Linked DNA regions of Homo sapiens: region 1 is linked to region 2. The links are chromatin contacts, found by Hi-C or POLR2A ChIA-PET in ENCODE. All regions are on one chromosome and are shown on one strand. The core of a region is the stretch at or near the end of the contact, and the rest is flanking DNA. Distances in the headings are between cores, read along the strand shown.

Region 1 (5,917 bases), core at 2,752-5,251, 87 kb before region 2:
GTGCTGGACAGGGCATGGACCCCAGGGGTGGCTTCATAGAGAGGCAAGATTTAAGCTCGGTGGGAGTTCTTCAGTGTGGCTCCCGGGAATCTGAATTTCTATCTCTCTCTTTTTTTTTTTTTTTTTTAGATAGAGTTTTGCTCTGTCGCCCAGGCTGGAGTGCAGTGGTGCAATCTCAGCTCACTGCAACTTCCGCCTCCTGGGTTCAAGCAATTCTTCTGCCTCAGTCTCCTGAGTAGCTGGGATTACAGGCGCGCGACAGCATGCCCAGCTAATTTTTGTATTTTCAGTAGAGGCGGGGTTTCTTTTATTTATTTATTTATTTTTTGAGACAGAGTCTCACTCTGTCACCCAGGCTGGAGTGCAGTGGTACAATCTCAGCTCACTGCAACCTCTGACCCCTGGGTTCAAGCGATTCTCCTGTCTCAGCCTCCCAAGTAGCTGGGATTACAGGCATGCACCATCATGCCCAGCTAATTTTTGTATTTTCAGTAGAGACGGGGTTTCCCCATGTTGGCCAGGCTGGTCTTGAACTCCTGACCTCAGGTAATCCACTCACCTCAGCCTCCCAAAATACTGGGATTACAGGCGTGAGCCACCGTGCCTGGCCAAATCTGAATTTCTTCTCAAATGCATGGGGGAATCTGTTGTGCCGACATGGTTAGGAATGATTTGTCTAGTGAGTGGTGGAGAAGGCATCCTAGGCAGAAGAAACTGTATGTGCAAAGAAAGGGAGGTGATCTAAGGGCACAGAGGTAACGGCAAACAGTCAAATATATGTGTAGAAACCAGGTTATTTGGGGGAAAGGGGATGCAACTAGAGTGGGAGGAAGAAAATCAAAATGCCATTTTGTTTGAATCGTTGAAAATAATTCCCCCAGGAAGCAGTAATCCATTTCAGCCTTCCTCATTCAGTGCTGATTTGCCCAAGTGGCAGGGAGATCTGGTGCCGATTACCAGGTTTCGGTGCATTAGGTAATGCAACAATAAAATCTGGGTCACTGCAGCACAAAGTCCCCTTTATTTTGACAAGTGTAGTTTTTACTCTGAAGTGTTATCATAAATAATTAAATTAAACCAGTAAATGGGTTGTAGTATGCTTTGCTGCAGTAACAAAGTCTCTGTAACCCCAGACACTGAGCCACTCCTTTGGGGGATTCTTGGCTCGGAAACATTTGGGAATTTTTCAGAAGTCAAGAATATTTGGAGTAGTCAAAGGAGAGAGGTAGGGCTGAAGGCTTGTTCCAGCCCATCCTGCTGCCCCGTTTCCCACTGGGCTTCCCCATCCTGCTGCACGCCATTCTATCATTTGACCTGTGGCAGCTTGAATCTGTAAAGGGATCACTCCTCAGCCCTAGGCTGGCCTCGAATGAAGAAGGGTAGAGAGTCCCAGTGCACATATTGGGCAGCCTCTTTTTTTTTTTTTTTTTTTGAGACAGAGTTTCGCTCTTGTTGCCCGGGCTGAAGTGCAGTGGTGCAATCTCAGCTCACTGCAACCTCCACCTCCCGGGTTCAAGCGATTCTCCTGCCTCAGCCTCCTGAGTAGCTGGGATTACAGGCATGTGCCACCATGCCCAGCTAATTTTGCATTTTTAGTAGACACGGGTTTTCTCCATGTTGGTCAGGCTGGTATTGGGCAGCCTCTTTTTTTTTTTTTCCATAATGCCCGCTCAGGCATCAGGGCATCAATAAGTAAATACTTCAAATCTTAGGGTAGAAGGTCTTGCAGGGACTCTCAAGACCACCAGACAACCCACCACCATCCATGACTTTTACCATTTCATAGACATGAAAACCAGGGAAGTAAAGTGACATGACCCATTGCTTGTTGGCCGATGGACAGGATAAGTAACATGCAGAACGTGAGTGCCAAAGACGCGGAGACCCAAAGGAGAATGTGCTGGAGACACAGGGGCTGCATGCAGGCAGAGAAAGGGGAAGTTGCAGGAGGAAGGAAAGAGGAAACGGTAAGAGGCAGGGGTGAGGTCTGCTAGAGGGCTGGGAGCTTTGAACCAAGTCTTCAGGCGGAGACCCTGAGGAGTCATCACCGGAGCCCTCAAGTACTCAGACATCTGCCCGCTGCATCAGGACAGTTCTCAAACCAAGCAAGAGAGAAATAAAATCTCTGTAGTGAAGAAGGAAAAATGGTGCTGGAGAGAATACCCAGAGGCGGAACCTGCTGGCTTTAAAGCAGGAGATTTCGGTCCCTCCCCAGGGTGAGTGGGGCTGCTTTTTGCCTCCTTCTCTACCATCTGCCCCCTCCGCTCTCCCATCGTCCTGCCTGCTGGACATCCAGGCATCAGCTTCTGTCACCCTTGTCAGGGCCTGCAGATAAGGTGGCAGTTGGTGGCCAGATTAGAGGGGGAGTAGCATTCCACTGCCCCCTCTTTTGGTGGCATCCAGGCCTGTAGGACTCCATGCAGGGACAACTCCATTCGTAGAGCCAGAACTCCCAGTGAGAGTTCTAGAATGGGGGCTCCTTCCGAGTCCCAGAGCCTCCAGCTGAGCCAGCTCCAGGGAGAGCGTGACAAACAGGTATCCTGGACAGAGAGGACTCTGGAGACCAGAAGAGCCTGTCAGAATGAGGGGCCGAACAGCACACACGGCCTTCCCTCCTGCCCCTCCACAGACCGGCTGTTTTTCATAGCACCTTTAGTGGAAAGGAAAGCATGTTTCTCTCACTCCATGGAACTCTGAGCTATGTAAACAATAGAGATAGAGCTGGAACAAAAATCACCTACAGGGCCGATAGCTGCACCAGAAATCCCTCCAGGGAGGAGGCCAAGGCTCCTTGGTGTTCAACAGCACAAAAGCTCAGATATTAGTGAAGTGTCGGTGCCCGGGGCTTTTGCCCCAGGGCTGTGGGGTCTTGTTTAGAGGTCAGTGAAGGGGAAGGCCCACACCTGGTGGGCTGCACGGCACCCCCTCCTTCTCCCTGACATCTATTGCATCATTCTCAAGGTGTGTGGACCAGGGACAGGGGAAGTGAGCTCAGCTGACCCAGAAACCCCGGCAAGGCCTGTGCCCAGTTTGCTGTTCCTCACCGGAGACCTTTGGGGTTCTAGGCCACTCTTACGTGGTGATGGCAGGGCAGGTGTGCACAGGTCTGCCTATGAGGTGGGGATCTGCAACTGTCCCCAGAAACCCACTGCTAAACTGGGTCCTTAGGGACTTCACCGCCCTGCTGGCCTCCTCCTCCCTCTGAGGCATCATTGACTCCAGGAAGCCCTCTGTGAACCCCAAGGCTGCACCCTGGGGTGCCAAGCTTCTCTGTGTGCCTGCACTGCACCCTGTCATACTCAGAGCTTATCATCTCAAGCGTATCTCCTTAAGACAGGGCTGTGTTTGACTTATCTCTGTGCACACTTCCATATACAGTAGGTGCTCAATAAACGCTTGTTGGACAGAACGGGGCATCTCTAGGCCAGGCCTGGCATCCCTGGTCAGGACGGCTTCAGTGGGAGGCCCAGTTCTCTGGCCTCAGCTGCCCTTGGCTCAGGGGGTCCAGTTCGGGAGAGACCAGGGTGGTCAGAGCGTGCACTGCCCTTTAATCCAGGCCTGGGTTCTTTCCCGCGTCACGGCCAGATCCCATCTCCTCTTCAACACATAGCGCTGTGGCTACCACATTGCCTCTCTGGCAGACACTGTGGGGATGTGTGTAGTCAGGTTGCAGGGAGGGGGACTTTAAACAAACAGTCCATGGCCCCAGTCAGTGCCAAGGCTCACCGCATCCCCAGCCCCACACCCCCTCTCCAGGGCGAGCCAGCTTGCTGGACCGTGTGACCGGGAGCCCGCAGAATTCATTTCACAAAAAATGTTTTGGTGCTCTGCTTCTCACCCCATCCCCAGCTGGGCCAGAGAGCACCTGAGTGCCCCTCCTGCTCTCCCTCCCTCTTGGGCCTTTCGCCCCCTAATCCACAAAGTGGGGAGCGGTCATGTGGGCCCTCAGCTCTCGACAGGAAGCTGTCAGGCACAGCTGGCTCGCCGGGCCAGCTCCCTTACCGCCAGGGAGGCGGGCTGCCGTCCCCGAGCCCGGCTCGCTGAAACCCAACCCCTCTTTCCAGCTGCAGCTCGAAAGAGCCCCTGGCCAGCCTTCCCCAGGGACCCTGCAGCCTGCAGATCTCACGGTCAGGGAATTTTCCCTGCGCAGTGTTCCAAGTCAGCCAAGCCTCCAGAACAAAGGGCAGAGAGACAGAGACCGGCCTCTTCCTATCCCCCCATAAGTGGCAAGAAAGACCCAGCCCACAGAGGCTGCTCCCCTGATGTGGGGGAAGGGTATACCCAGAGGACAAAGACCATCCTTCCTGGGAGGCCTGTGCCTCGGGAAGCACTCCCCGGAGGAGCCAGGACCAGATAGATTTGCAGCAGCCCCCATTTCTTCCACCCCAGGGAGGAAAGTGACCTGTACTGGCCCTGACATCCCAAGGGCCACGGGTGTCAGGAGGCCTGTGTCAGAGTCAGGTGCTGCACAGAAGGGGATTGTTGCTGATTAGTGCGGAGGCACACATTCCAGAACGCAGTGATTCCTTTCCCTGGGGAAAATGCAATTTACAAAAGAAAAATGGGCCGGGCGCAGTGGCTCACACCTGTAATCCCAGCACTCTGGAAGGCGGATCACAAGGTCAGGAGATCGAGACCATCCTGGCTAACACAGTGAAACCCCATCTCTACTAAAAAATACAAAAAATTAGCCGGGCGTGGTGGCGGGCCCCTGTAGTCCCAGCTACTCGGGAGGCTGAGGCAGGAGAATGACGTGAATCCGGGAGACAGAGCTTGCAGTGAGCCGAGATGATCGCGCCACTGCACTCCAGCCTGGGCGACAGAGCGAGACTCCGTCTCAAAAAAAAAAAAAAAAAAAAAAAAAAATGGGACTTTTTTGTTGTGGTCCCTAAGAACAGACTGTTCCTCAAACTCAGATAATAAACTGCTGTCAAGCAGCAGCCCTGGTAACATGTAATAGAGTGGAGAGAAACCCGCAACCAGCATTGGTTCAAGCTCTGATATCATCACTAACTAGCTATGTGGCTGGTCTAGCTCTAGGGACACCCCAAAGCCATTGTGGCCAGGACAGAATATATTATAACTAACTTCTCTGAGCCTCATTTTTTCTCATCTGTAAGATGGGACTAGTATTGTTTACCAGGCCTACTTCCTTCATTTAGCAAACATTAAGTACCAACTGTGTGCCAGGCACTAAGTCTGTTGCTGGAAGCTGAGAAATAACAGGATTCCCCACCCCAGGTCACATTAACTAATGGGTATAAAGGTGCTTGGAAAACTGAAATGCTGAAATAAATAGATAAGGACCAGCTGTAATGATCTCATTAACTTTCTGGGAATGAGGCTGCTAAAGTGATTTTTAAAGTTCTTAAAAACAGTTAAGTAAGCCAGACCTGTCTCTGTAATCTGGCCTGCACTATTTATTTGCTTAGCAAACCATTTCTTCATAGATAGTGCAAAAGGAAAGACTTCAGACCAGCCCGAGGCAGAATTTATCCCAAATTCAGAGTGAGTGGGGTCTGAATTAATTAGGTCTTTCTGTAGCTTAATGTATAAACCTGGGCTCAGGAAATTTGGCCTTTAAAGCAGGTGCCCTTTCAAATGAGTGGGTTTCATGTGACTGTTTTAACTTCAGCTTCATTACCCTTTATGGGCTGCAGGAGTGGTGGGGGGAGCAGGCAGGAGGGATCTGGTGTGAGTCTGCTTCCGTGAATGGGGAGCCAAAGGAACCGTAAAACAGCCCCTGGGTCCTCAACAGCCTTCTCCCAACCAGGGCCTGCCAAGGTGACCTGCCTACCTCCCCATGGAGGTAAATTCATACTTACAGTCCCCGTCTGGGGTCTCCTCCAGTCTCAGGTGAGGGCAAGGGCCAAGGCTCCCAGTCCTACTTGTGGGGCTGGTCATCTGCTGGGGTTTC
Region 2 (5,848 bases), core at 757-3,256:
AGGAGGCTGAGGCAGGGGAATCGCTTGAACCCAGGAGGTGGAGGTTGCAGTGAGTCGAGATCACGTCACTGCACTCCAGCCTGGTGACAAAGCGAGACTCCATCTCAAACAAAAACAAAAACAAAAACAAAAACAAAAAACAGACCTTCAGCTCAATCTTGGCAGAAGGAGCCAGTACAGAAATAGTGCTTATTTAGTGGCAAGCACTGTGCTAAACACTTTGTTAATACATTTAACTCTTAAAACAAGGCTATGAGATGGGCCCTATTAGCCACAAATACAGATGGGGAAGTGAAGGCCCAGAAGGGTTAATAACCTGCCCAAGAGCACACATGGCTGGCTATTAGTAAACCTGGGGTTTGAACCCAGACAGTCTAGTTCCGGAGTCTATGGCCACTACACCAAGGAGGGAAAGTGTGGCTAAGGATGGCCTTCAACTGGTAGAAGTCAACATCAGTCAGCCTGGTGGGCTTGAGTTTGGGGGTGTGATCAGAGTCTGGTTGGAGGGACTGTCCCAGACCAGCTCCGTGCCTCTGTCTAGAAAGTCCAGAGGCATTCAGGAAGAGTGCAACAGCCAAGCTGTGGGCTGCCGGAAGATCGTGATCCCCACACATTGTCCTGGTCTTGTGATTTGCTTTTTGGGGGAAGAAGGAACTTTGTACCAGAATACTAAGAGATACTTTAAACCTATGTTCAAGAGAATTCTCCCTACTTTGGAACTTTGGGTCTGGCTTCCTGGGATTCCCCCAACATCTCCCCTAACCACTCCAGAGCAGCCTCCAGTCGCCACCACCACCACCACCCTCAAGCCAGAAGTCATTTTTTTTTTTTTTTGAGACGGAGTCTCACTCTGTTGCCCAGGCTGGATTGCAATGGCGCGATCTTGGCTCACTGCAACCTCTGCCTCTCGGGTTCAAGGAATTCTCCTGCTTCAGCTTGCCGAGTAGCTGGGATCATAGGTGCCTGCCACCACGCCTGGCTAATTTTTTGTATTTTTAGTAGAGACAGGGTTTCACCATGTTGGCCAGGCTGGTCTCGAACCCCTGACCTCAGGTGATCTACCTGCCTTGGCCTCCCAAAGTTCTGGAATTACAGGTGTGAGCCACCGCGCCTGACCCAGAAATCATCTTAAAACATTCCCTCAACAACCCTTTACCTTGATACAACACCTCATAGTCACCAAAGCATTCTTACATCCTCAGCCCATGGGTTCCTCCTCCCCACATCAGCCCTGGAAGGCAGGCAGCTCAGAGATTATTAAACCATTTTACAGATGAGGAAAATGAGACAAGCTTAGTGATGTTTGCAAGCCACATGGTTGGTGAGTCACGTTGGCTGCACTGTTAGATTTCAAGGCAGTGAGACCAGAAGGTAGCCTCGTATGGGGAGGGGTGGGATCTGGGTTGAGGCAGCCAAGGATTTGCATGAATTGGATGAGAGATCCCAGCTCCTCTGTGTCCAGAAAGTTTCACCTTGAGTCACCTGCCTTTCCCTCCCCGGGACACCGCACCTTCCCAACAGAGCAGTGTTGAGTCAGCTCCCCTTTTTCTGCCTCTCCGAGGTACTCTCAGCCATGCCCTCCTTCTGGCTTTCGTAGGATCTGACTCAAGATCCACTTTAGGCAGGCAGTATCTGTGGAACCTTCTCGTGTAGGGCCCACCTGTAAACAAGAGGAGGTGTTTGGAAATTATTCATGAAAGAAGAACACCATGAACAGCATTTGACCTCTTCAGAGAAAAGAGATATGCAAGTTTATAGCGGTAGTGGCGATAGTAATATCCAATGACATAACAACTTCAACAATTACACTTGCATTTCTTCCAAAGAGCTTTAAGCATTTTCGAGTTTATTGGGCTATTTGATCTCATAAAAGTCCCACAAATGGGTAGTGCTGGTTATTATTATCATTTTATAGATGAGAAAACTGAGGCCCGGAAATATGTCAGTGATTGCCCAAGACCTCGCAGCGAGGGAGGAGGGAGGTAGGGCTGAGTCTGTTTCTTCACGTCTCCAGGTGTTTCGTGTGTGGGACTCCCTCTTGGTGTCTGAATTCCTGTGAAGTAAGGTGTGGACAGAGGAGGTGGCTGGTGGCAGGCTCAGAGGATTTTTCTGCACATGGTCACTGAGAGACAGTGAGTCAGGCACCCTTATTTTGAGTTCGGTTTCCTCTTTCACTTCCCCAAACAATTTCTGGAGATGGAGTTCACTTGGCACCCGTTCTCAGATGATGAGCTGGGGGTATGTGCACAGCTGCCCCTGAAGGTTTTCGTGGTAGTGGTGATCTGGAAGGGGTGGATGCTCACATTCTTATCCTGAGACTCCTCCTGTTCTCCTGGTCTACCAATCCCCTCTCCAGGAGGGGGGTCCTTGCTAGCTCTGTCTGTTACCACGGCCTCCTCACTGTTTTTCTGACCTCAGTATCTTTCCTTTTTTTTTTTTTTTTTTTTTTTTTTTGAGATGGAGTCTTGCTCTGTCTCCCAGGATGGAGTGCAGCACCGTGATCTCGGCTCACTAGAACTTCTGCCTCCTGGGTTCAAGCGATTCTCCTAGCTCAGCCTCCCGAATAGCTGGGACTACAGGTGTGTGCCACCACTCTCAGTTACCTTTTCTATTTTTAGTAGAGACAAGGTTTTGTCATGTTGGCCAGGCTGGTCTCGAACTCCTCACCTCATATGATCCACCCACCTTGGCCTCCCAAAGTGCTGGGATTACAGGCATGAGGCACCGCGTCTGGCCTGACCTCAGTATCTTTTTCATTCAATCATCTCCATGACTGACCTTCCAAAAGCTCTCCCTCCACCTCTCAGAAATTGTCAGTAGAATCTCATTACTTCTGGCCTCAGCTTGGCACTCAAGGCCCCACCCAGTCAAGTCACAAACTACCTTCCCACCCTTGGCTCCTCCCTCTCATCCTCCTCTTGAAGCTTTATCTTCAGTTAGACTGGAGGATTTGCCTAGACATGCTTTGTGTTTTCCCAACTCCACAGTTCCCTTGGCTTGGAAAGCCACTCCCACCCCTCTGCCTGCTGGATTTCTATGCAGCCTTCAAAGCCCATGACAAATGTCACCTCTCTCATGAAGCCCTCCTTGATTCCATCATTGGAAAATGAGCTTCTCCCTCCTGGGATGTCTCACAGCACCTGGCATACAGGTCTCCACACAAGCAGTTCTCTGTGTGTTGTGGCAGTGGTGTCAAGATTTGGATGTTTGTGAAACTACAAAGACTGCAGGATTCGGCAATACCACTTGTGGGCATGTGTGTGCGTGTGTGTGTCTGTACGTGTGTGTGTGTGTGCGTGTGTGTGTGTTGGTATGAGGAGTGAGCACAGCTACATAAACAATTGTATGTCAGAAAGGGATGAGACACTTACTAGGTTTAGAGTGTGTCAATCACTTCAGTTCTGCCAATGAACAGAGAGCCAGATGTCTCTCTCCAAGGATAGAGAACACTCACAATAAAGACTATAAACACACTTGGGGGAAGAAAGAATGGAGAGAGGGAGGAAATGAACAAGTATGTATGGCTCATTTACTATAGTCCAGGCGCTGCGTTGGAGAGGAAATTTCATGTGAGCAGTGTGCTCACTTAACCCTCACCGTAGCCGAGAGGTAGGAATCTGCCCCTGTTTTGTGGTTGAGTACTGCTTTGGGCCAGGTTCTCAAAACGCAGGCTCTGGGTGTGCGGGGTAACTGGGAGCACTCATGGGCTGTCGGCATGCAGGGTAACTGGGAGCACTCACGGAGCAGCCCCGCTGGGGAGTCATGAAGGCAGGCTGGCACAGGAAAGGCTGAACGGCAGCGAGGCTGGTGTGCTGAAGCTTGGGTGGCCCTTTTAAGATGTGCCCCCATTGAGGCGATGGGATCCTTGTGCCCTCTGGGAGGGGGAAACCCAGGCAAGACGGCTCCCTTCAGCCAAGGGTGGTTCCTGGGGGGGACAGCACCCACTACACGTACACTGTGGATTAGAGAAACGCGTGCCCCCGCCACATGCAGACTGTCAGCAAGTGGAAGGGGCAGGGATGGAACTCCCTTCCACTAAGGGGGCTTCACCAGATTCTCCTGTTTCAAGGAGAAATAGAGTTTGGAAACCTCTCATTTTATAAACGAGGACACTGAGGCACAAAGCAGGGTGGTTGGTGCCTTGCCTAAAGTCATACAGATTTCATGTAACAAATTGTGCTGGTTAGGTAGGGGAGGATGCAGAGCTCACAGCACAGGTGAATACCTCCATCGCAAAGGCTGAACCAAATGCCCCGTTAAATCAGGAGACCTGCCTCTTTCAGCTTTGTTTTCTGAAGAAATCCCTTCCCAGGGGTTGAAGCCCTCAGGCTGTGTCCCGAGGCCTGGTGTGGCCTTCAGTCCATCTCCAGAAGACAGCATAGGCCAGGCGCGGTGTTTCACGCCTGTAAGCCCAACACTTTGGGAGGCTGAGGAGGATCACCTGAGATCAGGAGTTCGAGACCAGCCTGGCCAACATGGTGAATCCCCGTCTGTGCTAAAAATACAAAAATTAGCTGGGCGTGTTGGCGGGTGCCTGTAATCCCAGCTATTTGGGAGGCTGAGGCAGGAGAATCGCTTGAACTCGGGAAGCGTGGGTTACAGTGAGCTAAGATCACACCACTGCACTCCAGCCTGGGCGACAAGAGCAAAACTCCATCTCAAAAAAAAAAGAAGAAGAAGAAGAAGTCAGCCTGGTCACTCTTTGCCCATTGTGCACTGTCAGCTATGAGCGGAAGTCTGCACCTAGAAAGCTCCCAGGAAAAGAATGCTCTTCCCTCTTTCTGAAAGATTTCAGGTAGTTCTGGTATCAAATAATAGCAATGAGAAAGGCAGGTGTGGACTCTTTTGTTACTGATATTTTCTGTTACTGTCTGATTCTTAGTCACATTTTGCTTTTATTTTTATTTTTTTGAGAAGGAGTCTCGCTCTATTGCCCAGGCTGGAGTGCAGTGGTGTTATCTTGGCTCACGGCAACCTCCACCTCCCGGGTTCAAGTGATTCTCCTGCCTCAGCCTCTTGAGTAGCTGGGACTACAGGCACCTGCCATCACATCCAGCTGATTTTTGTATTTTTAGTAGAGACGGGGTTTCACCATGTTGGCCAGGCTGGTCTCGAACTTCTGACCTCAAATGATCTGCCCATCTTGGCCTCCCAGAGTGCTGGGATTACAGGCATAAGCCACCGCGTCCGGCTCTTACTTGTACTTTGGAAACATTGGTAGTGGGATCCAAGTGTGATCTTTAAAATAGTTAACAATCAGGTAAACCCCCAGGACACCGGCGTGGATGCTGGCAGTATGCTGCACCAGCGCATGCCCACTGAACATTACACCTGCTGGGCCCTAGAGGACAAGGTTGTGGTTCTCCCTGAGTGCCGCATGCTGGGGAAGAACCCTGGGAAGGGATTTCTTCAGAAAACAAAGCTGAGAGAGGCAGATCTCTTGATTTAACGGGGCATTTGGTTCAGCCTTTGCGATGGAGGTATTCATCTGTGCTGTGAGCTCTGCATCCTCCCATACCTAGCCAGCACAATTTGTTACATGAAATCTGTATGACTTTAGGCAAGGCACCAACTACCCTGCTTTGTGCCTCAGTGTCCTCGTTTATAAAATGAGAGGTTTCCAAACTCTATTTCTCCTTGAAACAGGAGAATCTGGTGAAGCCCCCTTAGTGGAAGGGAGGCAAGTGGGCCGGGCGCAGGGCCCCCTCCCCTGCTTTAGCTGGAGCGGCTCTCTTGTATTTGTTTATGCCTCCATACGGTTTCACTTAAACCCAGCATTCCTCAACTAAAAACAAAGCTTGGGAAGCGCCGAGCTGCATGTGGTATCTGAGGGCCCCTACTCACGGCT

Evidence for each region. Hi-C counts contacts between places; a loop is a spot of excess contacts on that map. ChIA-PET counts read pairs that join two places held with the same protein, here RNA polymerase II (POLR2A). Pooled maps may share reads with other maps.
Region 1: a map of endothelial cell of hepatic sinusoid shows a loop between it and region 2 (6-fold over the local background). The contact joins two enhancer-like sites. A Hi-C loop is called at or near these places in 1 of 168 maps with a recorded cell type or tissue (endothelial cell of hepatic sinusoid) and 1 of 50 pooled maps. POLR2A ChIA-PET finds 5 or more read pairs at or near these places in 6 of 52 experiments (AG04450, H1, PC-9 and 3 more).

Annotation. Positions count from the first base shown.
Region 1 is chr3:184,675,180-184,681,096 of GRCh38, forward strand. No RefSeq gene overlaps it. Among named protein-coding and RNA genes, the nearest start is that of MAGEF1, 34 kb to the right of the region's middle. RefSeq lists enhancers at 2,969-3,473, 3,474-3,979. Within about 2 kb of position 4,002, at least 5 of the 41 ENCODE cell types and tissues checked have a DNase peak (open chromatin) inside an H3K27ac peak, as active enhancers do.
Region 2 is chr3:184,763,810-184,769,657 of GRCh38, forward strand. LINC02069 (long intergenic non-protein coding RNA 2069) reads right to left here. Exons shown (of 3, transcript NR_110043.1): 2 at 1,511-1,660. Among named protein-coding and RNA genes, the nearest start is that of LINC02069, 6.4 kb to the right of the region's middle. Within about 2 kb of position 2,007, at least 4 of the 41 ENCODE cell types and tissues checked have a DNase peak (open chromatin) inside an H3K27ac peak, as active enhancers do.